2 separate regions of the Homo sapiens genome follow, and region 1 is linked to region 2. Evidence: chromatin loops called from intact Hi-C (ENCODE). Cell type or tissue: PC-3. All regions are shown on one strand. Each heading gives the region's core, and the rest is flanking DNA. Links, peaks and the distances in the headings are about the cores only. Region 1 has its middle 30 kb from the start of IL37. Region 2 has its middle 22 kb from the start of IL1A.

Region 1 (15,633 bases), core at 6,439-8,938, 77 kb before region 2:
GCCGGGCGCGGTGGCTCACGTCTGTAATCCCAGCACTTTGGGAGGCCGAGGCGGGTGGATCATGAGGTCAGGAGATCGAGACCATCCTGGCTAACAAGGTGAAACCCCGTCTCTACTAAAAATACAAAAAAAATTAGCCGGGCGCGGTGGCGGGCGCCTGTAGTCCCAGCTACTCGGGAGGCTGAGGCAGGAGAATGGCGTGAACCCGGGAAGCGGAGCTTGCAGTGAGCCGAGATTGCGCCACTGCAGTCCGCAGTCCCGCCTGGGCGACAGAGCGAGACTCCGTCTCAAAAAAAAAAAAAAAAAAAAAAAAAAAAAACTAGCCAGGCATGGTGGTGTGTGCCTATAGTCCCAGCTACTTGGGAGGCTGAGGCAGGAGAATTGCTTGAACCCAGGAGGTGGAGGTTGCAGTGAGCTGAGATCATACCACTGCACTCCAATCCAGCCTGGGTGACAAAGCAAGACTACATTTCAAAAAAAAAAAGAAAGAAAAAGAAAAAAAGAAAAGAAAAAGAAATTAAGAGAAGGGCAGGTATTAACCCCAAATATCCCACCATAGGGACACATTAAAGTTTGCTTGGCCACTCCCCTAGCATAATATATGGAATGTCTTCAAGGACCCTCTGTTGTAAATACAAGGCCCTGCTGGACTTAATACAACCTGCAGGCTTTGAGATCCCTACTCTGTTGCCATCTCTCATAGGATTTGCAGACCAAATCCAAATACTTAAAATAGCAACACTCACAAACATGCAAATCAGAGCAGAAAAGAAACTTCTAAAAGGCCCTGAAACTACACTTTATGAGAGAAGACAATAGGGACCTGAGGGTGGTAGAATTTTCTCTCTATGCATCTATGTTTCCAGGGCTCACTTTCTCAATAAACTCTTAAATTGCTTTTAAAGTAAGGGAACAAGCAAACATTACATTTAAGAGAAATCAATTTCATAAAGAAGGGGGGATGTCCAGGGTACTTTGCTTCCATGTTTTGCTTCCATGAATTTGTGTTTAACAGAAGATGCAGAAAAACACACAATTATTGCAAAATCAAGGAAATCCACTCTAAACATCCCTTGGTTTCCCAGGCCAGTGTCACAACTGAAAACACATATTGTGGCTAATTATGTGTCACAAATTAGAATGACAAGGCAAGAAAAAAAAAACTCTCTGATTAACTAATAGCAGCCAACACAGACAGCCTGTGTAGCTCAACTCTGCTGGTTTATAAAAGGCAGAAGAAGCAAACGGCTTCTGTGACCGCAACAGGAAGGGCCTCTGCTCTTAATAAATAAATAACATTTAAATTATTCTCCCCCATTTGCAAAGCATTTTCCAACTCATTATCTCATCTGACCAGGTATTATTGTATCTGACCAAGAACTTGTATACAAAATAAAGAATAAAAAATAAATATGGGCCAGGCACAGTGGCTCATGCTTGTAATCCCAGCACTTTGTAGGGCCGAGGCAGGTGGATTGCTTGAGGTCAGGAATTTGCGACCAGTCTGGCCAACATGATGAAACCCCATCTCTACTAAAAATACAAAAACTTAGCCAGTGTGGTGGCACATGCCTGTAATCCCAGCTACTCAGGAGGCTAAGGCAGGAGAATTGCTTGAACCCAGGAAGTGGAGGTTGCAGTGAGCCAAGATCACGCCACTGCACTCTAGCCTGGGCAACAGAGTGAGACTCCATCTCAATAAATAAATAAATATGGAACTCTCCCAACACAATAATAAGACAAACCCCCAAATGTTTTAAATGGGCAAAAATATTTGAACAGATACTTCACAAAAGAGGATATGTAAATGGTCAAAAAGCACATGAAAAGATGTTCAACACCATTGGTCATCAGGGCAAAGAAAACTAGAACCACAATGAGATGCCTCTGTACACCACTTAAATGTCCAAATTAAAGAAAACAAGTTTTGGCAAAGTTGTGGAGCAACTGAAATGCTCGTGTATTGCTGGTAGAAAAACAAAATGGCATAACCATCGCAGATAATTTGTTGTCAGTTTCTTACAAAGTTAAACATATACTTATTGATATGACAGTTCCATTCCAAGAGAAATGAAAACATAAGTCCACACAAAGACTTGTACCTGGGTGTTCATGGTAGCTCTATTCATAATTGCCAAAATCTGGAAACAAATCAAATGTCCATCAGCAATGGAATGGATATACAAATTGTGGTACACATGTACAATAGAAAACTACTCTGCAATGGAGAGAAATTAACCATTGACAAACACAAAAACATGGACAAACCTCAAAAACATTATGCTGAGCAAAAGAAGCCAGACACAAAAGACTGCTCAGCGCATGATTCCATTCATATGAAATCACAGAAAGGGTCAGTTGAAGGTGCAGAGACAAAAAGTAGATCTGCAGTTGCCTGGGGATGGGGTGGGAGGTTGACTGCAAAGACGCATAAGGAAATTTGGGGGTAGATGAGGAGTGATGGAAATATTCTATGACTTGATTTGTGTATTAGTTTCATAAGTTATATATTTGAACCCAACAGTATCTGAGATAGGTCTCAGTCAATCTAGACAGTTTATTTTGCCAAGGTTAAGGATGCATCCGTGACCCAGCCTCAGGAGGTCCTGACAACCTGTGCTGAAGGCAGTCAACATACAGCTTGCTTTTATTCATCTTAGGGAGACATAATACATCAATCAATGCATGTAAGGTTTACATTGGTTCAATCTGGAAAGGTGAGGGAACTTGAAGCAGGGAGCTTCCAGGTTACAAGGTAGATTATTCTCAACAGAAAGGAATGTCTGGGTTATGATAAGCGGTTGTGGAGACCAAGGTTTTATCTTGTAGATGAAGCCTCCGGGTAGCAAGCTTCAGAGGGAATAGATTGTCAAAGTTTCCTATCAGACATAAGGTCTGTGTTGATGTTAATGCTGGTCAGCTTTTCCTGAATTCCAAAAGGGAGAAGGGTATACTGGGGCATGTCCAACCTTCCCTTCCATCATGACCTGAACTAGTTTTTTCAGGTTAACTTTGGAATGCTCTTGGCCAAGAAGAGGGGTCCATTCAGATGGTTGGGGGGGCTTAGAATTTTATTTTTGGTTTACAGTGAAGACTTATCAAGCTATACACTTAAATGAGTATGTTGTTAAATGTAAACTATAACTAAATAAAGATTATTTTAAAAGAAATTAATGCAGCTAACCGTGACCCCTGGCAAAATAAAATAGTGTATATGTACGTGCATATACATGCAAAGAAATGAGTTGAAACTAGAAGGATGCCAATCAAATAATAACATGGTCATCTTGGGGTCGGAGTACATTTGGGGATGAGGGGAGCTGTAAAAGCAGACTTGGACCTTTTCTTCTACCAGTACCGTGTCATTTGAATTTTGGAAAGAAAAAAAAAAACTCAGAAGGAGGAGAAGGAGCAGGAGGAGAAGAAGATGGATCTTAAGTGATTTGCCCGGGAGCACCTTGAGAAGGTGAGATTCAAGTCTAGGTCTAAGCTTTCTAATTCCATGAGTGGGAGTGACCCACGTCCAAGAGGAAGCTCAAAAGGAAGATGTTCTCCATCATCTCTTGCTCATCCTAACAGCATGCAAAACCACATCCAATGCAGCTCAGAAAACTCCCAAATTGCCAAATTTCATTGGAAACACTTAATGCTGTGGTTTCCAATTTCAACTGTAAAGTAGGTATGTATGCCATTGTTACCATTAACTTCTCAGAAATGGAGAGAGCTCTCTTTCCGCCTCCTCCCCCTCTGCTGTGGCTTTGGTGAGACGTGCACTCAGGCTCACCTGTCTCCATGATCTCCAGTAAGTACACATGAGCAGAGAGGCCTCAGCTCAGCTCTTCCTGGTCCCACCAGGGTTGATTCTTTGAGAATTCTGGAATGCCACATCCTAGGCCCCCCAAAGAAATCCTGCATCTTACCCCCAGAAATATGAATCATAGCAAATTTCAAATCAACCATCGTTTAATACTCACAGACTGGGCACATCCAAAAACATATTTTCAGTTTTACAACAGTGCCTGGTGCATATCGGCACTATTTGTGGAAGCAATAAATCGACACGGAGCTGAAACACAAACAAATGCCAAATTGTTTTTATAACACCTGATTTTCTTTCTGTTTCTTTATGCAGTTTAGTTTTGTTTTGCTTAACTCTACCTCAGACCATAGTCTGGTAAACTCACCACCCAGAAGCTCCCTTGAAATGTGGGTATGCAGCCACTAGGTGGCAGGAGAGAGTTTCCTGCCTGGAGGGAGGACAGCCACTCTGTCCCCGGGTCAGGCCAGGGCCACCCTGCTACCTGCAAAATTAGCATGGGGCTTTATGAACCACAGCTTCCTAATAAACACAGGATCTGTTTGATAGAGCCTCCAAAACACGCCTACCTAGTGATGAAAGACTCAACTTCAGAAGAAAACCTTCATGGCAAACATCTTCAGAGATGTTTCCAACTTAAGGTTCTGAACACAGACGCTTCCCCAGAAAGCCATTGTTTCTCAGCACCTGGGAGCCTTGCTTTGCTTTGCTTACAGACTCGCTGTTCTTAAATCACTGCCAAGATAACATCTGTCTCTTCTCTTACCCTCTATTTCGATATAAGGACTCCTCACTCTTGTTGCTTCCTATTGGCTACCTCTCCACAGGGAGAAATCGCTGATTTAACAGCAGTCAATATCCCAAATCTGGAACAGGGAACAGGGAAGCATTTAAAAATTGGAGAATTTAGGCCGGGCACAGTGGCTCATGCCTGTAATCTCAGCACTTTGGGAGGTCGACGTGGATGGATCACTTAGGAGTTCGAGACCAAGCCTGGGCAACATGGCGAAACCTCATCTCTACAAAAAAAAAAAAAAAAAAAAAAAAAAACCCAAAAATTAGCCGGGCATGGTAGTGCACACCTGTGAGCCCCAGCTACTCAGGAGGCTGAGGTGGCAAGACTGCTTGAGCCCTGAGGTCGAGGCTGCAGTGAGCCGAGATCACACCACTGCACTTCAGCCTGGGCAACAGAGTGAGACCTTGTCCCAGATAAATAAATTAAATTAATTTAATTAGAGGATTTAAGGATTTTCCCTACAGACACCTCCTTATTTTCTCTGGCCTTTTCTGACTACTCTCCCTAACTCCCTGCTCCTCTGGTCTCCCAAAACTACTCCAGAAAAAAAAAAGGGGGGGAGGGACTAAAGGAAAGCCAGGTGACAGTGCCAGTGTGACAGATGACAAAGCATCTGCCCGAACAAACCGTAGGTCCCTGAACTTTCTCCAAGACCTATCTGTGGACTTACCTATGAAAACCAGTTTTAGCAAAAACCCTCCTAAGCCAGTTTATCAAGATCCCCTTATCCTCAATATCCATCTGATTGGATTCTTCATCCCCCACCATTCCCCAGTGATGTCACCAGGCCTTTCTTCAGCAACAGTAGTTAGTGGGTGTAGCCAGGACGCCCCCTCACCCCTGATATGCCCTTTTAGTAATTCTTCATCCACAGGTTCCCACCCTGCTCCTAGGCTATACATTCCCATTTGCCCATGCTGCATTTGGAATTGAGCCCAGTTCTATACTGAGGTCTTACTTCACCTCTCGCCATAGTCCTGAATAAAATTGGTTTTCACATTTAAAAACTGTCCAGCTCTGGTTGTTCCTTGACACAGGGTAATTTTTATTCCATGTGATAGTTTGCCTTACCTCAGCCTACACCCCTCAAACCTGCAACTCTATATTCAAGAACCAGACAGCCCTTTCCAACAGATAGGAAGAGGCTGCCCTGGTGCAAAGGAAGAGGCTCTGGGAGGAAGGAGAGAACCCGAAGGCTGCCCCCTCCTCTAGACTGAGCTCTGGGATGGGTGGACGATAAAACCCAGATACGTTTAGACATCTGAGCGTGGAGAGGACTTTGCTTTGCTTCCACAGGGACCCCAAGGAAACTGCAAGCCCTCCAGAGACTAAAAACAGCAGAACAGCAAGAAATGGCAGCAAAGGTCTGGGCAGAATCATCCTATGTGGGCACAGACACAAACAGAGTCCCCTGTGGCCCCAGGAGAGTTTAAAGAAGATCCAGAGGCTGTCCTATTCCATATCTCAGCAGAGACAGGCCCGTGAGCCTAAAAGCTGATCATTAGGACAAGAAGGACACGAACTGTCCTGCAGCGTGAACCGCGTGGAACAAGGCCAATCACCAGACACCAGACCAGCCAGACACAGCCCCGCAGTTCCCCAAGACCACCACGGACCCATCGCCCCTCACCAATAGCTCCAGGCTACATAGACCCCCTCCACTTCATGGATGTCCTCAGAGCAGAAAGGGGAGGCAGGAGTGGAACCCTGACTTGGTTCAGTTGAAACATAAAATGACTGTACTATTATTGAATTGCTGAAGTTTACGTGAAAGAAATGAGATTTAGTTTTTGGCCACAGTGCAAAATAAGAAACGAGGCTTCAACTGAGATTAAGGTGAGTTATAGGAAAATGTACTCCCTTGAAGGACCTGTGAAGTGTGTTCGCTATGAGAAAATGACCAGAATCCACGTTCTTAGCTGCGGGACTCAGGCTGACTCCTGTTTCTGGAGCTTGCACAAAGGGCAGGGAAATCCCTGTTTCAGGCACAGTGATTTCAATGTTTAAAAGAAAACAGGTGGGCCCTGGCAATCATGATAACATGTCATAAGTTTACATCTCTGTGAGGCAGGTAGTGTAATCCCCATTTTGCAAAGGAGGAAACCGAGGCTGAAAGCAGCTACATGGTCTCTTCAATGTGGCCCAAATGTTGGAGAACAGAGCTTAACTGAATCAGCAATTCTATACTTAGAACTGACTCTCTCTTTATTATATCTCACTACTACCTTGATATTTGAAATATTCAACTTTTTTCAATCAAAAAATAACAATAATTTAGGCATAATGACTACTATGTCATTTAATTTCTTGCTGATATTTCAATATCCCATGCCAGGAATATTGAAAGCTCAGCTCCTTAAGAGCTGACTATGGCATCAACTCCCAACAACCATCCTTCCAGAAATATTTTCCCCTTTCTTTTGTTATAGAGTGGCACTGCCCTATATGGTGACCACTTGCCACATGTGGCTGTTGAACACTTGAAATTGGCTTGTCAGAATTGCAGTGTAAAGTGTAAAACACATACCAAATTTCAAAGACATGGCACATAATAAAAAATGTAAAATATCTCATTAACAATTTTTATATTGACTGTGTAAGTAACATTTTGAATATATTGGATTAAATACATGGATGATGCCCCAACACCCACAGTCCCTTATCAAGTCTCTACTTCACATTTTTGTACTTCTGACTTAGAAATAGCACTGGCGTCTAAGAGCCTATTAATGTCGTCAATAGGTTCTTGGGAACCACAATTTTAAACAAAATGACATATAAGAAAACGAATAACATTGAACAAAATGACATTATTCGAGGACCTGCTGCATGTTGTTTCACTTAAAGTCAGTGTCCAAGAACCTATCAGTGACATTTAGTGAGGACTTGCTGTCCTTCCTGTTTACAGGAACCTGGGCAAGTTACTTAATTCCTCTAAGCCTGGTTTATATCCCTGCAAAGAGAGAAGGATAATAATCACCAGTACTTAGTGATGTCGTAAGGAGAAAATAAAATAATAAATATGAAATGGCTGACAGTGTCCTTGTCACACAGAAGATGTGTGATCCACAGTAGCTGCTATTGTCTGCCTCACTTCACTAGTAATGGTCCAGGGAGGCCTTTAATGTGCATGGTGCAGTACATTCACATGTTGGACATGGGTGAAGGGAAAGACCAGGCTCATCTAAACACAATAGGATGCTTGTGGTGTTTTGAGGAGGAATCAAGGACTAGTTATCCACAGCTGTAACATGCATGGATCAAAAGAGATAAGGCACACAAAAGACTTTGTCAGTAGCAAAGCATTACAAAATGCAGAGACCAGCTGTGGGTGGTGGTGAGTCAGACCCAGCTTCCCTCTGTGCCTGGCTGAGTGGTTCTGGGCAAGTCACGCCATCTGTCTTGATGCCCTTCCCCATCTATAGAGAGGGAGCAACTGAGGCCCCTTCCAATACTGAAGTCCTTTATTTCTGCTACTTTAGAAATATCCACATTTTTGGTAAATTCAAATGATCCAATGATTCCATTTCCTAATGTTCAAAACTAGCCCCAGAAACATCTAAATGAATCAAACAAATAAAATATTTATTGTGTATGTTTTGATTGCTGAAACTTCTATTTTAGCAACACACACACACACACACAGAACCCATAAGCCTTCATCTTTCCTTGGATAAACGAGCCTTCCTGTCTGGCCATTTAAGTCACGATTAAGTAAATGATTTCCAACTCGCCTTTTGCAGCAGTTCAGATGGGTCTTTCCTGCGTGGCAGTGGCCCTCCTGACTTATGATTTCCTGTGTGTCGGCCTGTTACCACTGCAGCTTAACTGAGGAAACAAGAACAAAACAGCCTCTGACCCCAAGAGACTGTTGGAGGCAAAGGCTTCAGTCCCAAGAACCTCACACGTGGGGAGCCCGAGAGCCCAGCCCTGACCTTTTCTCCAGTAATAACATAAGAAACAACAGGCACTGGCCTTATTTTGGATACAAAGAGTGGTGCTTTTCCTTAAATCTTCCTTTAGTCAGGGCTACCCCTTCATGGACGCCCCAACATCCATGGTTCCTGCTTGAGTCCCTGCTTCCATATTCCTGCACTTCTCACTTGAAATATCCCTGGAGTACGTTAAGCAGCCAGGTTTGGAAGTTCTTGCTGTGCAGGCGGGTGTGTGCATGTCCTCTCTCTCAACAGGACACAAGCTCCCCAAATCAGACGGTATGCCTCCACGCCCCTTCCCAAGCCTCCCCAGCAGCACCGAGCATGTGAGGGGAGCTGGGGCCCAGGCCATGATGGGAAGCACTCTCTGCCTAAAGACTAGGGTGATGCGCCCTCAACTGTGGGAATGAGCCCCAGCTCTGGTGTCTGCCTCGGTTTTTCCTCCTGGACAATCAACATGAACTCCTCACCCCTCTTATCCACTTTGCATAAACTGAAAATAACAAACCCAGGGCTCTTTCTGTCACAGGAAAGGGTTTTTTTTTATAAGATTAAACAGAGATGATTCAACACACCCAGGATATAACACATGGGCCATGAGTCAAGGCCAGGCATTGCTCTGGTCAGCCTGTTGTTTGGGCCCCCTTGGCAGGGCTCTCCCCTGAATCTTCCCCCTCTTGACTCCCCATCACCACAGCACGTCCAGCTTTGGGTACAAGGCCAGTAAATGGGGAAGGGGGTCAGATGACATAAAGAGCCCTTTCCTGTCCCATTGAAATATATTTGGATAACAGATGGCATTTCCCCCTGTGTCTTGCCCAGGGCCCAGAGCCTCCACTTGCTAGAGGCAGACAGAGGATGGAGAGCCCCTTCATTAGTGGGAGGACATCACAGGTGGGCAAGAAACCACAAGCTTGCACTGAGGCCCAGCCTTGAAATAGCAGCACCTGCCGGCACCTGTGGTCTGGGGACAGGGTCACAGGATGGAGGGGCCTCCTAAGCCTTTTATCTCTATGTACTAAGTACAACCCATTTTCCCACCTCACAGAGCCAGATCAGCCTCTGTGAGGTCCTGGTGGCAAAAGGAGAAGTGCCTGCCCGCCTGCCCGCGGTGGGGTGCTTGTGCTTGCATTCCTGGGAAGGTGTTGGTTAGCTCTGCAATAGGTCCCTCTGACCAGCTCACCCTCTACCTGCAAACCTCAGACCCAGCTTCAAAGAAGATCCAAGCACCGATGGGACCCTCTGGTAGCTTGACACATGGGCGGACCCAGATTCCTCTCTCATCTGATCTGTCATGGAGGGCTCCCCAGTTAAAAGTCCTTAAAAACACAAATCTGATTGACAAGTTGCCTGCCTGTCTGTCTTCAGCCAGTCTACCTGCTGCTGCCTTCAGGTTTCCTCCCAGCGTAGCTTGGACTTGTCTTGGATTGCCTGATATGGCAGGTGCACTGCTCTCACACCAGCCAATCATCTGCTGCTACAGAGCCTAAAATGAACCAGGAGAGCATAGGAGCTCGGTCAGATCACCAGCAGCCCATGGGGTTTGTCCTCTGATTTTCTACCACCTCAGCCTCCACCGTCACTACCATGACCACTTTTGACCCCCAGGCCCTCTGCTGGGATTTCCTACAACCACACAGCTTCCTGACCTCTTATTCCCGCTTTTGCTGTCTTCTCCAAGAGCCAGCTCAACAGCTCATGGGCACATCCCATCCCACTCGGTAAAGGGGCACACGACCCAAAGCCAAACCATTCCTCCCTAAACTCTGGGACTAGAATACCTAAAAACGGGCAAAAGTCCTTCCTTCCTTAGGGCCTCTGGAGTCTGGTCTCCTTGAAGGACTCTTCCAGGTGGCTTAGGACATGTTAAGTGGGCTCCTGCTAACCCCATGCCAGCATTCTCCCCACAGCCGATGCCAGGCTACTCTGAGCCCAACTTAGGCACAGAGCAGAAAGGACAAGCAGCCCATAAGCCCCAGTGAATATCTCCAATCGCTGTGTCTGTGTGTGTATCTTTATGAGACGGTCATATCTAATACCTGCAACAATGATTTTCTGAGATCAACCCTAGTGTCAAGCTTCTTGAGCTGTAAGTCCCATAAACCATCAAAATGGCATGCTTAAAGGAAACTATTGACCCCAGTAGTATCTGGGCTGCAATATCTGTCTCTCAGCAGAGACAGAGCATTTTACTTTTCACAGTGAATTCTTTTGCACTGTTTAATTTCTTACTCTAAGCTTGTATAATTTTTTAAAACTAATAAAAAGTCCTAGGAATTTCAATATTATACTATCCAATTTGCATAATCTGGGATTCCAGTTGTAGCACAAAAATCCTTATTCGACTATGCTGTAATTTGTAATTCATATACGTGTGAAATACAGCCATGATGCTTAGAACCAAGATTAATCTGGGGGATTTCCTCACTCAGCCAGTGTGCACTCAGCTCTGTGCTGTAGGGACACTCAAGTGGCATGGGGCAGCACAAGCCCTGTCCTTGTTGAAGTAGGAAGCCTATGCAGAGAAAGTGGCCATGTCCTAATTCTTAGGGAGGCTCCAGAAGAAAATGTGGGGAAAGTGGAGCAGCCCCAGAAGGGCTGGTTTATTACTAGCACAAAAGGACCCTGATCCAGGACAACCCCAGACATACTACTTAGATAGAGCAGCCCTACTCTTCAACAGCACCTCTCTTTTGTGCTTGAGTTTAATTCCTTTGAAACACGATGAATGGGTATGTTATTTAGCTTGTTGTAATCATTTCACAATGTATACATAGATCGAAACATCACATTGTACACCGTAGACATATACAATTTTTATGTGTCAATTATGTATGCTTTAATAACGCTGAGTGGAGAACAGTTTGAAACAATAAATTAAATTCTTAGGTTTCAAACCAACCTCCGCTCCATCATGAGGTCAAACTTCACCACCACATCCATTGCTTGGAGGGTTACTGGCCCGTGTTCCTTAATATCATGTAGGATCATTGTGGGAATTAAAGGAGATGGGTGAGACCAGAATTCTTAGACTTCCTTGGGGATGACTAACCTAATATTCCAAGGTTTCCTGGAGGGCTCAAGGCTCAGGAATTGGGTATTTCCTCTATGACATGCCCACACATCTCCAAGGAAAACGCTATATGTTCTCTTTCTCTACCTTTCCACCCCACCTCCACCGGGACGATCCTTTGACTGCTGCAGTTACCGTGACTAGCTAGCTCCTCCAGTTCTCCCAGCAGAGCTGTTCAAGGAAAGTAACACTCTAAGAAGCCATTTGGCCTCCACATGCCCTCAGCTGAACTACAGGTCTGGGCAGGGAAGGCAAGATGCCCCAGAGACATCACACGCAGGAATGGCAGGGCAGGCATCAGCAGGGCAGGCCACGGCATCTCCCACCACTCTCTCTATCCTGTAGTACCCAAGCTTGTCCTCAGAACGTGAACCAACAATCTGGAGCTGTTTTTCCAGGACATTAAGTGAGGCCCTGGAGGCCCTCTACCAGCCCACTAGTGCTTCTGCTCTGTCTGGATTAGGCAGAATCAGAAACCTAGCCCCAGTGCGAGTCACCCCCAACTCACTGCTAGTCACCCTTTACATCAGTCTTGATGATGAAAATGCCATTGTACCCCCAGAATTACATCAGGCTGGGAGTGTTTTCCTAAGCACGCTATCCCTAGGGCCTCATTTCCACTCTCAAGCTCCATGCCCCATTGTCATTTGGAAAAGTTGGCAACTATCAGGAGAATAACTCAATAAGTCATTCTGCATCTCATCACTGTCGAAGGACAGGAACCCCTGGAAAAATGAATATAGGAGAGCATGGATCTGGGATTGAAGAAGCTGCTGTAATCTTGGGCAGCAGCTACCTATGAGCATGCACCCCTTCAGATCAGGCTTGGCATAGGATGACGACACTTGCCAAGCACCATGACTGTTAATGCAATTTCTTAAGACTCTGTCTTCCTTACACTGCTCCAGGCCCTCAAGGGCCCATGACTATGTGGAAATGACCTTGGCCCTGGAGGCCTGGGGTGGGATCATCTGCTAAGTAGATACAAGGAAAGCAGGTGAGCCATACTGACGCAGCCATTCATAAGCCAGGCTCTCTCAGATGCCTTCCCTCAGCTCTCCTACCCTGCATTCCTTCATTAACCCTGCTCTCATTGAAATTCCTAGGAACACCTAATCCTCATGCAAAAAAAAAAAAATTAGTCTGAGTCTTCACGGATTCTTGAGACCTCATGGCTTAAACCCTGTTCAACCCCATTACCTCTCTAGCAACCCCATTGCCTGGTGCTGTCCAGGGCCAGGCTGATCTCCATAGGTCCCTCTGCTGGCTCCATTCAGATCTGCCCTCCAGAGTTCAATAATCTCTAGAAAGGATTAGTGTTTGCTGGTTTGTACTTATTTATTTATTTATTTATTTATTTATTTGAGATAGGGTCTCACTCTGTCACCCAGTCTGGAGTGTGGTGGCACAATTATGGCTCACTGCAGCCTCAACCTCATGGGCTCAAGCAATCCTCCCACCTCAGCCTCTCAAGCAGCAGGGACTATAGGCGTGCACCACCACATCTGGTTAATTTTTTTTAATTCTTCATAGATACAAGGTCTCCCTGTGTCACCCAGGCTGGTCTTGAATTTCTGGGCTCAAGAGATCCTCCTGCCTTGGCCTTCCAAAGTGCTGGGATTACAGGTGTGAGCCATTGCATCCAGTCCTATTTGTTATTAATTTGGGTTCCAAAGATTCCTCCAGTGGCATCTTACTTTGGAAATAAATTACAACAATAATATTTATCAAGCATTTATAAAGCCCTTACTACATGTGGAGCCCTGTAGGAAGTATCCTATGTTGTTCATCACATATATTCCTAACAACATATTCCACAAGGTCAAGATTCTTCTTATCCTCATTTCACTGACAGAGACTTGCTCCAGTCATAGGGTACTGAGTTCCAGGTATATCGTCCAATCAAGTTTGCTGTTGCTTCCTTACTGATGTGAGTCTGTGATGCCTATCAGTTACTAAGAAATACACATGTTCAACCATTGCCTGGAGGGTCACCCCAAGGGTATATCAGATGCACATATCAAATTGAAGTTCAGGCATATCCAAACTTTAACTCATTAACTCCTCTTACATCACTGCCCTTCCACTCCAAAGCAAACCAGTATGCCTTCTCATTCCCCTAGTTTCCTTGTGGTGTTGAATAATGTAACTTCAGTGGATCAACCTAGAAGTCTCAGAATTATCCTCAACTTTGCTTCCTCAGCCCCCACCTGCATCCAGTTGTTCACTATGTCCATTCTGATTCTACTCTGAACATATCTCAACTACCTCCCTTCCACTCTGTTCGCACCACTACTGCCTTATCTCAGGGTCTCGTCATTTCCCCCCAGCCTTTCAGTAAATGGCTCCGTACTTCTCCACACTACACAACTCAACATTTTTGTAGAATTCAGACCATTCTGCAACAAAATTAGATATGGCTTTGAAATACGTCAAACAACGACAGACAAAAACAGCCAACTCTCCACAAATTGTACACCTACCAGCTTTTCCAACCAATAGTCTAAAACATGGGAAAGTGTCTTTAAAAATGTAAATTGATGTTATTAACTCTTATTTTAATTCATTCATGTGAGTCAGGATCAGTTGGGACAGTTTTATGAGGGATGAGTGATTTCCAACACTGTGAAACACAGAGTGCTTTGCTCCATTTATCTTCTTAGAAAACTACATTTTAATCACTTGATTTCATTTTGAAGACAAACTAGATTCACATTTATAGAGGACAGAAGAATAAGCATTTTTCCACACGTAGATTTTACCGTCATATTCTAGGAAAGGCCTTACAAAACAAATGGCCATGCTGTTTGATTATTGCCAGAAATAGTAGCTTCAGAATAACTCTTCTAAAACCAAAGCCATCGTTTATGAAGATATCTCCAAATATCTGATAAGCCTACAACTAAAGCTAAACCACCAACTAAAGTATTAATGAAGAAATGTAAAACAAGCTTCTTGAATGCATGATAAAAATTCTCCAAGTGTTAGCCTCATTAGCAAGAGTCTGCATCAACAAAATTCCTGTCCTCAGTTCCCTACACTAAAGGTAAATGTATATGGGGTAAATGATGCAGCTATAAGTCCCCAAAAATAACGTCATGATAAAGTCCCACCTGAGCATGAGGTGGACCACATTCTTACATTGTTTAAAAATGGAAGATTTTGTCTTTGCACCTTTCCCTGCTCTTTTTTGGCCCTCAGGGGAAGGTTCCATGTTCTTTCACATGGCACAACCTTACCTTTGTTATGGTTCCCCATCTCCTGGTTCCAATAGAAAGAAAGAATGAATGGCCCAGAAGTGGAATATGTCCATTTAGATACAGTTTAATTTCAGTCAATAGCCATTTATTAAGCACTCACTGTGCCATGAGGAATGAGCAAATAAAAAAGAAATGACCCAACCCTTCAGGAGCTCTCAGGGTCTAGAAAAGAGTAAAAGCAGACACAAAGTCAAAAACTGTGGCACAGATGTGATCAATAATATAATGGAAGTAGAAAAAAAAAGTGTAATCAAAGAAAATGGGACAGGGAGTAACCCCAACTGGACATCGTCTTGGAGTAGATGGGGTGCTAAGACAAGAATTCAATAGCAGAATATGTATGAAGTAGTTATTCCAGGCAGAGAGAATGATTTGAGCTGACAGAACATGGAATTTGAATCAAGAACAGTGAGTAGTAGCCCAGAGTATGCACTGCAGTGTGGTGGAGGATAAAGATGCAAAGGTAGAGGAGAGTGTGGAGGGCTTTGAATTCCGGACTCAGGGGTTTGTGTGTTATTCTACGTGACAGCAACTTTTTATAATTTAGGCTTCCACTAAATTTTTGTAAATGTTCTGCATAAACTCAAAACTAGTATGTATTCTCTAATTCTTGGGTACATATCCAATATATGTTCATTAAATCAAAAGTGTTCATTGCATTAAGTTTTGTCATTGTCTTTTGTCTGTTTGACCTTTACATAATCGAAAGAAGTAAGTTGAAATCCCTCTGCGATTATGGATTTATACATTTT
Region 2 (15,633 bases), core at 8,053-10,552:
ACTACAGACTATCTCAAGAGTGACGTACACCATCAGGGCTTCAGCTTTTCCCCGAAACAATGCCAAAATATTAGCCATACGTCACTGTAGTAAGAGCCCTGAATCGGGAATCCCAGCTTTGACGCAGACATGCTGATTGACTCTGTGACCATTCTCTTCACTTCTCCACTCTATTCTTCCCCACCTGTAAAGTGAGGTCCTTTCCAGTTATAAAAACAGATGATGCTATTGTCCTGTTTTGTATCTAATCTTGCTGTGTTATAAAAAAAATAAGGCTCTGTACATTCATCTTGGCCAATTCCCTTCTTATCTCTACTTCCCACAGCCCCTTTTTGTACAGAAAACCAGCATTGTTCTTCTGGATCCATCTCTTAAGAAAGCGCTTTGCCTCCCCGGTTATTTAGGTGATAAGAAGTGTCCTAGATGACAGCCCTGGAATGGGCTGGAGGCAACAAAAAAGCAAGTGAAATAGACAGTTACAGCGACGACAATAATAACAACCAACACCTCTCACTAAAGAGAAAGAAATAAAAAAGAAAATTAAAATCTGCCGCAATGCCCACACAGTCATTGAATAGCTGCATGTGTACAGCACTTGGTTACTTTTACATACTTCATATTTTAGCCTTCAGAGCAGCTCACAGGGGTGGATTTAATTTTTAGTCCAGCTCCTGGCACGGTGCCTGGCACAAGTTTAATAAATGTTCTGTGAATAAATGACCCTCTTTTTAGATGAGGAAATCGAGGCTCAAGGAGAACAAGCAATGTAATGTCCCCCTCCTGTTCAGCCATCTGCCTTTCACGCCACTGAATGCAGTAGTCCTCCGTGCCCTGAACTTGACCCTCTTCTGCTTTTCGGACTGGTCCTTCTAATCCCGTTGTGACTCACTACACCACCTCTCCTGCATATGACGTCTACATTTTAAAACAAACCGTATGGAAATAACACATTAGTCGGCTTGCTCCCCCACCCCCGCAAAAAAAAAGGCCTCTTTATAACAGAAACTTCTCAGGCTGGTAGGGGAATTTTATTCCCCCATTTATGGTAGAAAGGCCCTAACCTTGGACCTCACGCCATAGCTATTCACATGGGGGAATGATGAATAACATGGGAAGCAGCATGTAACTCTCCTGGGCCCTAGTACAGACGAGTTACTCCCAGGCCGTCCTTTAACCATCAACCCCCTCCACAGAAAATGAGCTTTGGAATGTCTGCCCCAAATTGGGGTAGGGCTCCCCAGAACCATGGACATTCCTCATCTACTCCTTGGAAGTGGCAGGTCGGGTTTAGCACACAGTCTATAGAAAGTCTACACACATGGCAGTCATCTCTATCTATTGTGACAAATGGCTGGAACTCAAGCATACAATATACCCACTGGTTCTTCTTTTTTGACAGTGACATCAGGAACATTTGCATCTTCCATCCCAGGGAAAGGTAAAGAGAGTCAGGCCTTTAAACACAAAATTGATGGAGGCTCAGGTCTAATGAATTATTTCACTCATAGCTATTTTATTTTTCCTGCCAATAAAAATACTTAGAGACTGAGTTGGCAAATGAGAGCCTGAGACACGTGCGGGGAAATTCTGGTTCTGCTGCTGCTACTGCTACTGCTACTGCTACTGCTACTGCTACTGCTACTGCTACTGACTAATCACTCGGAATTCACTTTGTCTCCACCAGAACTCTGCCCCTACTTCCTTGGGAATTCCCCAGCACAGGAAGTTTGCAATTGCTTGATACCTTGCTGTTTCTAAGACCGGAAATGGAATATTTGTGGAACTTCCTTTGCCAGAGGAAATGGTGACCTTTAAACTTTCATTGAAAGAGAAGGAAGTGGGTGCGATACTACGGTTCCCTCTGTCAGTACTGTCTAGCAAGGCTAAGAATGATCCTTGGAGTGACCTCAGCAGAGTCCCTGAGAGACAGCTGGGCAGTAGCTCTACGGGTGTCCTGGGCCTAAGCCCCATCTGCCCTCCTCCCAACCCACCTTCCACTCTCAAGAGGCCTTGGATTCTATTTTCTAAGACCAGGAATGAAAAAGACTCAACAAGAACCTCACAGTCCCTACCTGAGCCTGCTTCCCAAGCCTGTCCTAGGGCTGTCCTTCCAACCCCCAGCCCATCAGCCTTGTGGCCTCCCTGTGTGTGGAAGGCACTTTCTTCCTGGCCACCAAAAACAGGTCCTCCCCGGACTTCAGGCTGCTCCTCATCAGCTGATGCCCTCCAGGTTCACACCTCCCAAAGTTCTCTTCCTGGCTCCAGGCCCTGGAATCCCCGTATTCAGCAATTCATCTTTGACTCCCTTCCTCTTTCCCCTCCCTTCTCTTCCCTGCCAGGAAGGCCCATTCCTGAGTGATGCCAGACATATCCCCATTTACCTCCACACCATCCTGCATTGAGTGGGAGCATCTCTTTTATCTCTGCAAGACCTCTCCATTACCCACGGGCTGGCAAGCTCTCCTCCTAAGAAGTTTCCCAAAGCAGATGCTTTATAGAAGCAGGAAAGGAGAAAAGGAAGAAGAAAGGGAGGGGAAGCTACTTTTTTACTGAATGCCACATGTAAACAATATATTGGGTCATCTGAACTTACCGAAGTACAAACCAGAAATGGCATTATTTTTTTCCAGTAACTGCCTTCAAACGTACTCTATCAGACCCCCCTGACATCTCAGGTCACTGCAGAACTTTCTGTTAAATAACTTGCATATATGAACAGTCTCAGAGGCCAAAAAAAAAAATAACAGCTATGCACTCTTGCACCTAATTCTGTACTTTTCGCCAAACGCCATTAAAATATTATAACATTAAAGGGATATTTAAATTCACGAATCCACAAGGATGGGGAAAACAAATGAGAAGACAGCAAGAGTGAGGGAGAAGGGGATACATTTCTTTGATCAATCAGGCAATTCCCTGGCATTCACATCACCGAGTTCATATTTGCAGTAGCAATTCAAGAGTTCTGAGCCTCACACAGGAGTATCTTTAAGAAAAAAAGAAAAAAATTTTTGGAAGGCTGGAAAGCAGTTGGGCAAATGGTAGCTGATCCTAAGGACCAATCGACATCTAGTACCTTTGGGAGTGGGATCACAGAGATGGTAAAATAAAAAAAGATTGCATGAAAGCTGGTTAAGAAATAGAAACACTTGGGCCGGGCACGGTGGCTCACGCCTGTAATCCCAGCACTTAGGGAGGCCGAAGCGGGCAGATCACGAGGTCAGGAGATCGAGACCATCCTGGCTAACATGGTGAAACCCCGTCTCTACCAAAAATACAAAAAAAATTAGCCAGGTGTGGTGGCGGGCGCCTGTAGTCCCAGCTACTCAGGAGGCTGAGGCAGGAGAATTGCTTGAACCCGGGAGGTGGAGCTTGCGGTGAGCCGAGATCGCACCACTGCACTCCAGCCTGGGCAACAGACAGAGCGAGACTCCGTCTCAAAAAAAAAAAAAAAAGAAAAAAGAAAGAAAGAAATAGAAACACTCCCCCACTCCGCAAAAAAATACATTCTGTATGTTTCCATTTATACAAAACTCTAGAAAATGTAAACTAGGCCAGGAGTCATGACTCATGCCTGTAATCCCAACAATTTGGGAGGCCAAGGAGGGAGGGCTGCTTGAGGCGAGGAGTTCGAGACCAGCCTGAGAAACATAACAAGACCCCATTTTTATTTAAAAAATTTTTTAAGCCAGTTGTGGTGGTGTACCCCTGTAGTCCCAGGTACTCAGGAGGCTGAAGTGGGAGGACCACTTGAAACTAGGAGTTCAAGGCTGCAATGAGCTATGATCGCACCACTGCACTCCATCCTGGGCAACAGAGTGAGACCTTGTCTCAAAAAAAAAAAAAACCCACAAAATGTAAACTAATCTATAGTGACAGAAAACAGGTGGTTGTTTGCTTGGCAATGAAGGAAGGGAGGAGAAGGAATTAAGAAGAAGCTTGAGGTAACTTAGGAGGTATATTAGTTCCTTGTCACACTGCTATAAAGAGCCACCTGAGACTGGGTAATTTATGAAGAAAAGAGATTTAACTGACTCACAGTTCTGCAAGCTGTACAGGAGGCATGGTTAGGGAGGACTCAGGAAACACATCATGGCAGAAGGGCAAAGAAGAGGCAAGCACATCCTCACATGGCAGCAGGAAAGAGAGTGAGTGAAGGGGAGCTCATGAGAGCTCATTCACTATCTCAAGAACAGCAAGGGGGAAGTGCACCCCCACAATTCAATCACCTCCCACAAAGCCCCTCCCCCAGCATTGGGGATTACAATTCAACATGAGACTTAGGTGGGGACACAGAGCTAAACTGTATCAGGAGGTGATAAATATATTCACTATCTTGATTGTGGTGATGTTTTCACAGGGTTATATCAAAGTATAAGTTGCACAATTTAAATATGTGCTCTGTTTATTGTATGTCTATTTTACAACAATAAAGCTGTTCCTTAAATTTCTTTTTTGAGACAGGGTTTTGCTCTGTCACCCAGGCTGGGGTAGAGTGGTGTAATCACAGCTCACTGCAGCCTTGACCTCCTGGGCTCAATAAAGCTATTCTTTTAAAATGCTGGCAGAGCTGTGAGAAAATTCTTATTTGTTGCTAGTTGATTCAGTCTTTTTGGAGGACAGCATGACAATTATTTAACTTCTGAATAATCATAAAATGATATTAATGGGGGAAAAATAAATGGTTAGATTTTCAGGTCATCTTTCCCATACTAGCAGAAGACAGAGAGTTAAGGTAGGAGATTACTAAAAACAAGATGATCATTGAAAGGATTCAGCATGATGTTGAATACTCCAGCCCTTCTCCCTCACATTACACACAGAAGGCTGGTAGCCAGGCCTTTATCCTCCAGGCAGGAGATCAAAAGAGCCTTTCCCAGGGAATCAGGCCTATACTAATAGTAGGGGTCCCAAACCCATTGGCCTTGCCAGGACATCAAGCAATGACACTCACAGCCAACAAGCCTCACCCATGTATTCAGAGTTTCCAATCAGCTTTCCAGTTGCCCACTCTCAAAAATCTAGTATTACTAAACGTCTGCAGAAAGTTTCTAGCAAGATAGAGATCAAAATAAAACAACCCAAAAAAGCAGAAAGGGGAAAAAAGACTTGGTAAAGAGAAGAAAACTTTTAAAAAATGTCAGATTCAGTGGCTCACACCTGTAATCCCAACACTTTGGGAGGCTGAGGCAGGAGGATTACTTAAGCCCAGGAGTTCAAGACCATACTGGGCAACATAGCAAGACCTCGTCTTTATTAACAATTTAAAAATTAGTGGCCGGGTGCAGTGGCTCACGCCTGTAATCCCAGCACTTTGGGAGGCCAAGGTGGGCAGATCACAAGGTCAGGAGTTCAAGACCAGCCTGGCCAACATGGTGAAACCCTGTCTCTACAAAAATACAAAAATTAGCTGGGCATGGTAGTGTGTTTCTGTAATCCCAGCTACTCAGGAGGCTGAGGCAGGAGAATTGCTTGAACCAGGACCCAGGAGGCAGAGGTTGCTGTGAGCCCAGATTGCACCACTGCACTCCAGACCGGGCTACAGAGTGAGACTCCACCTCAAAAACAAAAAAATTAGCTGGGTATGGTGACACATGCCTGTGGTTCCAGCTACTTGGGAGGCTGAAGCAGGAGGATAGCTTGAGCTCAGAGATCAAGGCTGCAGTGATCCATGATCACACCACTGCACTCCAGCCTGAGTGACAGAGTAAGACACTGTTTTGAAAATAAAAATAAATAAAAATTTAAAAACTATTATTAATATCTCCAGAGTAATAAGATAGTAGAACTGTCAATTGAAGACAAAATACTATGGGGGAAAATGTGAGGAAGAGAGAGGTGTATTCAAAGTAAAAAATATATAGTAAAAGAAATGAAATTCAATAAAAGAGTTGGGAGATAAGGTTAAGCAGGTCTCTCGGAAAGTAAAGCAAAAGGATAAAGACTTAGAAAATGAAGTAAAGTCAATAGGAATATTAGAGGACAGATCTAAGAGACTCGGGGCTGAAAACAGACCAGAGAAAGACACAAGAAAAAGGAAGTAATAAAGTTTGTAGAACTTGAAGAACACATGTTTTTCCCGATTAAATGGCCCACTGAGTGTCTACCATAATGAATGAAGAAAGACCTACGTCATGAAATTTCAGAACACTGTAGATAAAGAGGCAATCCTACAACACTCCAGACAGAAAACAACAATCACATGGAAAAAATCAGGCATTTGAATGGTGTCAGACTTCTCAGCAGCAATATTGGAAGCCAGAAGAAAATGGAGCAATGTCTTATAAATCAGGAAGGAAAATTAATTAGAATTCTGTACCCAGCTGAACTATCTACCAAATGTCAGGATAGGATAAATATATTGTCAGATATGCAAGTTTCTAAAGAAAATTTTTCTCCCTACACATCTTTTCCCAAGAGGCCACTGAAGGGAATGCAGCAAAAAAAAAAAAAAAATACTCAAGAAACAAGAAGAAAGATCCAAGACTGGAATGAGGTGAAGGCAATCCTGATGGTGAAGGGAGATCCCAGGATGAAAGCAGGCACAGCAACAAGGAGCCACCAGTCCAACTTGGAGCAGGTCAGAGAGCGCTAGGAATTTTTTTTTCCTAAGATAAAAAGAAACTGCCTAATACATCTGAATGTCTTAAGAGGAGATTTAAATAATTCGTGAAAAGTTTAAAGTGAAATTAATGATAATCAGAGGTGGATTTACTGTAAAGTTAATCAAATTTAAATTTCAGAACACTTAATCTGCAAGAGTCCTTTCCAAGACCCTATACCTAATTTTGTGTTTACAATTTTATATTTGTTTTCTTAAAGAAGACCACCAATATAAACTATATCCAGCCTTCATGATAAGTACATAGGAAACTATGCAAATAAGGGGGAAAAAAAACAAAGAAAAATACCTAGTTTACTAATGGTTCACTTCTGAATAGCACATATTCATAATGATACAAGCACTCATTACTAGTCTAAGAAAATGAAGATATAATTGCATTAGGAAGATCAAGAGGTAGGAAATGTGGATGTGTGTGGTATAGACTAGGGCAGGACAAAGAACCTAAATCCTCATTTTCTAAAGATAATTGTTAATACGTAAAACTCAAAATTCAAGAAGTAACAGTAAAAGCGGTCATTAAGAAACAAGCACTAAACACCAGATAGGAAGCGAGAGATGGGGGAAGAGGGCAAGAATCTGATTATTTTTTGCAACAAATTTTGTAAAACCATTTGACTGTTTACATGTAGAACTTGGATCTTTTTTAAAAAACACAAAATAATAATACTATTATTTTTTAACTGGATTTTTGAAAAAGAAGATAAAAGTCTCATTTTAGTAATTAAAACTCATTCCAGGTTAGTCCACTCAAAACTTATATTCGAAAATTAAAACTTTGGGAGGCTGAGGCAGGCAGATCACCTGAGGTTGGGAGTTCGAGACCAGCCTGACCAACACGGAGAAACCCCGTCTCTACTAAAAATACAAAATTAGCTGGGCGTTGTGCATGCCTGTAATCCCAGCTACTCGGGAGGCTGAGGCAGGAGAATTGCTTGAACCCGGGAGGCAGAGGTTGCAGTGAGCCGAGATCACACCATTGCACTCCAGCCTGGGCAACAAGAGTGAAACTCCATCTCAAAAAAAAAAAAAAAAAAAAAATTAAAACCTCTGGAAGTTGAGTTTGCAGATATTCATTATGCTCATTTTTAACTTGTATGTTTGGAAAATGTCATGATGAGAATTGAGGTTGGGGGATGAGAAAAAAAGAAAAACATCAACCCCACAGCCCATTCAATTTTCAGCCCGACCCACAGCTCCGGGGAAGGGCAGCAGGTCCATCCTTCACTCTTTCTTCACCTCTTTCCCCTCCTTCTGGCTCTTCCACCTCTAAGTTGGAGCCCAAGAAGAGGCACTGGGAAATGGAAAAGTCTTTTGTACGTGGTACTTGCCGGGGAAGCTGCCATGAAGACCTGGCCCCACGGTGGGGAGGGAATGCCCAGCTGAGGCCTCGTGCCCATGCTAGGATAGACTCGTCCAGACATGTCAGGTGGTCTGACAGGGCAAGCAGCAGGAAGTCATGTATGAGTATGAACTGATCTGTATGCAAGGGCGGGGAGAACACGCGGAGGAATGGGGCGTGAGAAAACAGCACAGTACGTTTCTTTAGCAGCTGTCTCTGCTCAGCCATGGGAGGTCACAGAGAAAGAGGCTTGGAGGCGTTATTTTCACTGTGAGATGTGAGTGTAAAAAAGTGCCCAAGACACAGTGAGTACCAGGGAGATGCCCTCTTTCCTACCCGAATGCAGAATGGCCACAGGCCTTAAAACACACACATGGGTCCTCAGAGGAGAGAGGCCTCCACAGTGGACACCCGCATTCTCCCCTGGTCAGCAGCAGCAGGGCGAGTGCTGGGCCATCATGAAGCTTCACAGGCAATGAGCTCTCAGCAATAACAGGAACAGTGCCTGGGGGACTGTAGCTGCAAGACCGATTTTCATGTAAGATGGCCTCTGAGGACTCCGAGATACACCAGGCTGAGACTAGCTGGCAGCTCCAAGTTCTTGGTCAGAAGAGAACAGGAACTAGGGAAATTGGAATTACTGTTACTACAATTCCTTTACATCCGCACAACCATGAGGTCCAGAGAGTCTCTCTTATTTTTTTTTTAAAGACAGGGTCTCACTCTGTCGCCCAGCCTAGAGTGCACTGGTGTGATCATGGTTCAGTACAGTCTTCACCTCCCAGGCTCAAGTGACCCTCCTGCCTCAGCCTCTCAAGTGGCTGGGACAGCAGTTGCATGCTACCAGGCCTGGCTTTTTTTTTTTTTTTTTTTTTTTTTTTTTTTTTTCGGTAGAGACTGGGTCTCTCTGTATTGCCCAGGCTAGTCTCGAACTCCTGGGCTCAAGTGATCCTCTGGCCTCAGCCTCCCAAAGTGTTGGAATTACAGGCATGAGACACTGCACCCAGCCAGTATAGTCTTTTAACAGCTTTATTGAGGTACGGCTAACATTGAAAAAACTACACAAATGTAAAGTATGCAATTTGATAATTTTGACAAATGTACACACCAGTGAAACTATCACTACAGTCAAAATAATGAACATATCCATCACTCCCAATTTCCTCACGCCCCTTGGTAACCCCTCTCTCCCAACTCCCTGCCCCCTAACATCAGACAACTACTGATGCATTCTGTCTCCATAGGCTCATTTACATTTTCTAGAATTTTACATAAATAAAATGACAGAGTATATACTCCTTCATGTATGGCTTCTTTCAGCCCAATTATGTCAAGATTCATGCTTATGGCTGTGCGTATCCTTAGCCCATCTCTTTGTCTTGCTGAGTAGGATACCATTGCATAGACAGACCACAGCTTGCTCATCCATTCACTCTTGACAACGTTGAATTGTCTCTGTTTTTTGCAATGACAAATAAGGTTGCTATGTACATTCCTGTATAGACATTTGTAAAAGCACAGCATTTCATTTCTCTTGGGTAAAGACCTAGAAGTGGAAGGGCTGAGTCATATGGTAAATATATATGTCTAACTTTTTAAGAAACCGTCAAACTGTTACCCAAAGGGATTGTACCATTTTACATCCCCACCAGCAGTGTATGAAAGTTCCCGTTCTTCCACATCCTCACCAATATTTGGTGTGGTCAGTCTTTTTAATTTTGGACATGCTAATGAGTGCAAAATGAGGCCCAGAGTGTCTGAAGTTACATTTGTATCCTTTTTGGCATCCAAAACAGGTGTCAAGCATAGAAAAAACACTTGTTCCTTGAATGGTCAGTCATTTACAAGTGGAATTCATTACAAACCGGTAGTTCTACTGGGTTAAACTATGCCTTACTGTCAACAGGCACATACACATACAGACAGACAGGAAGGCACAGAGACAAGGCAGAGCATTGATAAGAAGGTGACCTGGGCTCTAGCTCTGGCCTATCACCTAGTAAAATATTAGTTAAGTAGCCATGAGTAACTCACTTAACTTACCACAGGCTCCATTTTCTTATCTGTAAAATAGGAACATTGAAACAGCTAATCCCCAAGGTTTGTGGATAATCAGAATTACAAAGATCAATGACATTTCTATGAGAGAAACATATTTCCAAGTATTTGATGGAGTACATCAGACACAAAGGAAAGGAAACTGAATATTTTTGAGGTTTTTTTTTTTTACCAAGAAATTCACATTTTGTTAAATTTTCAGAACTACCTCCTGAGGAAAGTGTAGCTGCACCCATTTAGAATGATAGAAAACATCAATCTGTCTGATTCCAAAGCCAAGTTCTTGCTACAACGAGAAATGAAACAACTGGATCCCTACAGATGCAGAGACCTGGGCCCCACAAATGTGAATTCTGTTCCCCTACCGAATAGAGTTACAGTTCCATAATACAGTACTCCCTCACTTTTCCACAGTCTCACATTCCACAGTTTCAGTTACCCACAGTCAACTGCAATCCAAAAATATTAATGAAAAATTCCAAAAATAAACAATTCAGAAGTTTTAAATTGTGCTCCATTCTGAGTAGCGTGATAAAATCTTGTGCCACCATCCCACCTGTCCAGCTTATCGTTAGTCATTGACATCGTCTGCTCCTGACATCCAACCATTGACATCATCATGACTCTATGATCCAGGATCACCGAAGCAGATGACCCTCCTTCTGACATATCATCAGGCCAATATCAGCCTAAACACTGCATCACTATGCCCACATCAGTCACCTCACTTCATCTCATCAAGGAGGCAATGGATCACCTCACATCATCACAAGAAGAAGAGTGGGTATAGAACAATAAGATAATTTTGGGGCAGGCATGGTGGCTCACGCTTGTAATCCCAATACTTTGGGAGGCCAAGGCAGGAGGATCCCTTGGGCCCAGGCATTCAAAACCAGCCTGGGAAACATAGTGAGACCTCCTCTCTCTGCAAAAAAAAATAAACAAAATTATCCAGATACAGTGGTGCATGCCTGTGGTCCCAGCTACTCAGGAGGCTAAAGTGGGAGGATCACTTGGTCCCAGGAGGTCGAGGCAGCAGTAAGCTGTGATCGTGCCACTGCACTCCAGCCTGGGCAATAAAGTGAGACCCTGTCTCAAAAAAAAAAGGTAATTTTGAGAAAGAGACCACATTCATACAACTTTTATTATAGTATATTGTTAGAATTGTTCTATTTCATTACTTATTGTTGTTAATTTCTTTCTTTGCCTAATTTTTTTTTTTTTTTGAGTCGGAGTTTCACTCTTGTTGCCCAGGCTGTAGTGCAATGAGACGATCTCAGCTCACCGCAAATCCCGCCTCCCGGGTTCAAGTGATTCTCCTGCCTCAGCCTCCCGAGTAGCTGGGATTACAGGCGCCTGCCACCATGCCCAGCTAATTTTGTATTTTTAGTAGAGGCGGGGTTTCTCCATGTTGGTCAGGCTGGTCTCGAACTCCTGACCTCAGGTGAGGCCTCAGCCTCCTAAAGTGCTGGGATTACAGGCTTGAGCCACTGCGCCTGGCCTCTTTGCCTAATTTATAAATTAAACATTGTCACAGGCATGTATTAATTTATAGGAAAATCATAGACATATAGAGTTGGGTACTATCCACAGTTTCAGGCATTCACTGAGGGGCTTGGAACATGCCCTCCTCAGATGAGGGGGGACTACTGTCATCTCCTCAATCATTCTTGATTCAATCCTCAACACAAATGGTTTGGCCAGGTCTTGCCTCTGGAGACAAAATTGCTAAGGATTTAGAGGGGAAAAAATGTAGTTCACTGGGAAAGTCACCTCTGCTCCACTGGACAGCAACTTAAAACCCAGGCCATGACAAGTAGAAAGGCCACCCCCACTCTCCTTCACACCTGGAGTATTCAGGAGTCAATCATATTTCAGGACCACCAGGAGCAAACTGGGAAAAACTGAGCTGCCTTGAGGAAAGCAATCAGCTCCACAAGGGGCTTAAGAAACAAGCTCTGGGAGGAGTGGTTGGAGAAGAGTTGGGGACACATCAGAAATGCCATCAAATTTCTAAGGGCTACCTCGTGGTGTCAGACCTGTGCATCTTCAAGGACATAAACAGATGGGATAAGCAGATGAGACTCACAGAGGACATCAAAATATTGGCTCCCCAGAAGGGAGAACATTCTAGTAACAGAGCTGCCCAGCTGCAGAGTGGACTGTTTCACAAAGCAACAGGTGCCCTGCCTCTTGAATCACCATCTTCACAGGAATGCAGTAGAAGGGACTTAACTCCTGCCCTGAAGAAAAGGTTAGGCTAGGGAAACAGCTCCAAAATTTTTTAAAAGGAAGCAACATAGGCATCTACTGGGAGTTTTCTAAAGCCTTTGTTTAATGAAACTAAAGAGCTGGGACAGGAAATGCCAAATTAAATTAATAGAGCCTTGCTTTAAGACAATGCAAGTGGATGGTAATGAAGGAATGAGTCCTAGGCCCTGGATCAACCGTATTAAGCAATGCTGAGCATAGAGCCAATTCTGTTCACTAGATTTGCTTAGAAAGGGCCAGACGAGAAGGACTTTTCTAAAGGCACCTACTACCAAAAAGCTGCCAAGGCGTCCAATGGAGCCCAGAGAGAATATGCTAACAATAAAAAGTTGAACACCCTCAATAAAAAAGGGTAAAAGTAATTAATAGAAAATTACTGAAAGCTTTTTTGAAACCAAAAGTAGTCAGCATTGGTAAAAGTCTACAAAAGTGGACACTTTTATATAATGTTGGCAGGAGGGTAAAAAGACATAACCTTTTTGGAGGACAATTTGGCAATAGAGTACCAAAAACCTTACAACTGAAGAGAACTTTGGCCTGAGTGCAGTGGCTCACACCTGTAATGCCAACACTTTGGAAGGCCAAGGTGGGAGGATTGCTTGAGCCCAAAAGTTTGAGACCAGCCTGGGGTAACACAGTAAGACCTCGTCTCTATGAAAAATAAGAAAAGTTAGCTGGGCATGGTGGCATGTGCCTGTGGTCCCAACTACTTGAGAGACTGAGGCAGGAAGATCGCTTGAGCCTCGGAGGTCAAGGCTGCTGTGAGCCATGTTCATGCGACTGTTCTCCAGTCTGGGTGACAGAATGAGACCCTGTCTCACCAGAAAAAAAAAGAAAGAGAGAGAGAGAGAAAGAGAGAAAGAAAAGAAAGAAAGAAAGAAAGAAAGATGGAAGGAAGGAAAGAGAAGAAAGAAAGAAGAAAGAAAGAAAGAAAGAAAGAAAGAAAGAAAGAAAGAAAGAGAAAGAAAGGGAGAGAAAGAAGGAAGGAAGGAAAGAAAGCAAGCAAGCAAGCAGGAAAGGAAGGAAGGAAGGAAGGAAGGAAGGAAGGAAGGAAGGAAGGAAGAAAGAAAAAGAAAGAAAGAAAGAAAGAAAGAAAGAAAGAAAGAGAAAGAAAGAAAAAGGGAGAGGGAAAGGGAAAAGAAAAGGACAAAGAAAAGACCTTTGAACCCTGAATTTCACTTTTAGAGATTCATCTTAAGGAAATTCATTCCAAAGAAATTTATCCCCAGGATTATCTAAATATTTGCTTTTATTTTCTTCTAGTAATTTTATGGTTTAACTTTCTCATGTTTAAGCCTTTAATTTATTTGGAATTTATTTTGGTATGAGAAAGTGTGACCTTTTTTTGTTTTACTTTAAAAAAAATGTATTACGATTATTATTTTAGAGACAGGGTCTTGCTCTGTCACCCAGGCTAGAGTGCAGTGGTGTGATCATAGCTCACTGCAGCCTTGAACTCCTGGCCTCAAGCAATTCTCCCTCGTCAACTTAGGAGTAGCTGGGACCACAGGCATGTACCACCATGCCCAACTAATTTTTTTTATTTTTTGTAGAGACAGAGTCTTGCTTGTTGCCCAGTCTTGCAATGTTGTCTCAAACTCCTGGGCTCAAGTGATCCTGTCGCCCCAGCCTCCCAAAGCACTGGGATTACACGTGTGAGCCACTGCGCCCAGCTGCCTTTTTATTTTTTAATTTTTCAGATGCTTTGTTGGTTCCAAAATAGCACTTATTAACCCACGCTTTCCCCCTCTGGTTTTAAATACTGCAAGTTTGGCTTTGAAATACAACCCACTGCCTTATTCAGGCTACATTCAAGGAAATCTGAGACCAAGAGTCTGAAGGCCCAGTTTCCTTCCTCAAACCCAGGAGGTGGTAAATGTGTCACTTCCACACTTTCTATCTATTTCTAAGAACTCCTTCTTTCCAAACTCTGACATGCCCCTGGCTCAGGTCTATAGAAATTCCCAGGGTCCACAGACAAAGCAGAACTCACTTATGGGGAAATCTGGGAAATACTTATCTGTTAAACCTGCCCCATATGGTGACTCAGATTGTCTAAAGCCCAAAGCATCATTTTCCACCCCAAACCATTTCCTCCTCCAGACTTCTCTATTTCTGTGGTCCAGAGTCAAGATCTTGATATTACCCTAGAGTCCCCCTTCTGCTCTCCTGCATACCCAGATGCCCCTCCCTCCCCAGATCCATTCTCCCACCCTCCCTCCCATCAGTTTGGTGGGCCCATCACCGCTTCCCCTGGCCCAGGCTCTCCTTTTGTGCGCTTGGAGCAGCAGACTGATCTCCCAGCCTTCACTCACTTCATGTGGTAATCTGTTGTGTTCATCACTGTCAGAATCTTCTGCATCCCCTCACTACTCTGCTGAAAACACTCTAGTGGTTCCTCATTGCTCATTAATGAAAGTCTAGATATTAAACGTAGAAGGCCCAGCACAATTTGCCCCTATGCCACCTACCTCTCTAATCTTTTCTCCTTACTCTGACAGACTCTCCGTCTGTCATTTATGTATTCTTTTATTGCTCTCTTCTACTTTTAGTATGAACTGGATTTATGGATTTTTTTAACATTGCTTTCAAGTATGGAATAAAGAATTTTATTTATTTATTTATTTATTTATTTGAGACTGGGTCTCACTCTGTTGCCCAGGCCAGAATGCAATGGTGCAGTCATATCTCACTGTAACCTCGAATTCCTAGGCTCAAGCCATCCTCCTGCCTCAGCCTCCTAAGTAGCTATGACTACGGGTGTGCATCACCACATCTGGCTAATGGAATAAAATATTACAATGCCTAATCTTAATTTTCAAAATTTTAAATTACATTGTACCTAATGCCCATGCATTTACTTTTTTCAGTGGGTCAATAGCCCTCACTTTGGCAAAGGTCCCAGGCCCAAGGTAAGGCCTTACTTTTTCCAAACTCATCTTTTGAAAGACATAAGTGCCTGTAAGTTGTACCACATTAGGTTCTAGGAATTTTTCATCAAAGACTTTATCAGACTATTTTCCTCTAAGTTGAGAAAGAGCTGGGGGCAGAATATGGCACTGAATGACTGAAGAGAAGGCACTGAAATCAGGCCAGAGGTTGCTGGAAAGAGCAATGAGGAACACCAGCAGCAATGAGGAGCCGGTGATGATTTTGGCTTCACAGGGAGGTGTGTACCACACCGATTTTATCTCTACGTGGATGAACCACAGCTGTCGGCTCCCTTGTCTCCAGGACATCACACTCTCCACATTCCCTCCCATCTTCCGGCTTCTGCTTCCCGGGGCCCTCATCTGCCCCATCCTGGGTGAACACTGGTCGGTCAGCTGCTGGGCGTACC

The links. Hi-C counts contacts between places; a loop is a spot of excess contacts. Peaks named below come from ENCODE experiments on the same cell type or tissue, not always from the same donor. Only the 100,000 strongest peaks of a DNase experiment are listed, where the experiment ranks them.
Region 1: a loop joins it to region 2, with 12 times the contacts of the local background. A loop is called at or near these places in 8 of 110 quality-filtered maps.

Annotation. Positions count from the first base shown.
Region 1 is chr2:112,873,691-112,889,323 of GRCh38, reverse strand. No RefSeq gene overlaps it. Among named protein-coding and RNA genes, the nearest start is that of IL37, 30 kb to the left of the region's middle. RefSeq lists enhancers at 7,999-8,068, 9,022-9,101, 9,562-9,711. In PC-3, for the core only: no CTCF peak of the experiment used is centred there; a DNase peak (open chromatin) is centred at 7,873; H3K27ac peaks cover 2,500 bases.
Region 2 is chr2:112,798,197-112,813,829 of GRCh38, reverse strand. No RefSeq gene overlaps it. Among named protein-coding and RNA genes, the nearest start is that of IL1A, 22 kb to the right of the region's middle. RefSeq lists enhancers at 1,018-2,217, 7,843-8,182, 7,830-8,330, 8,413-8,522, 9,920-9,979. In PC-3, for the core only: no CTCF peak of the experiment used is centred there; DNase peaks (open chromatin) are centred at 9,489 and 9,849; H3K4me3 peaks cover 891 bases; H3K27ac peaks cover 2,479 bases.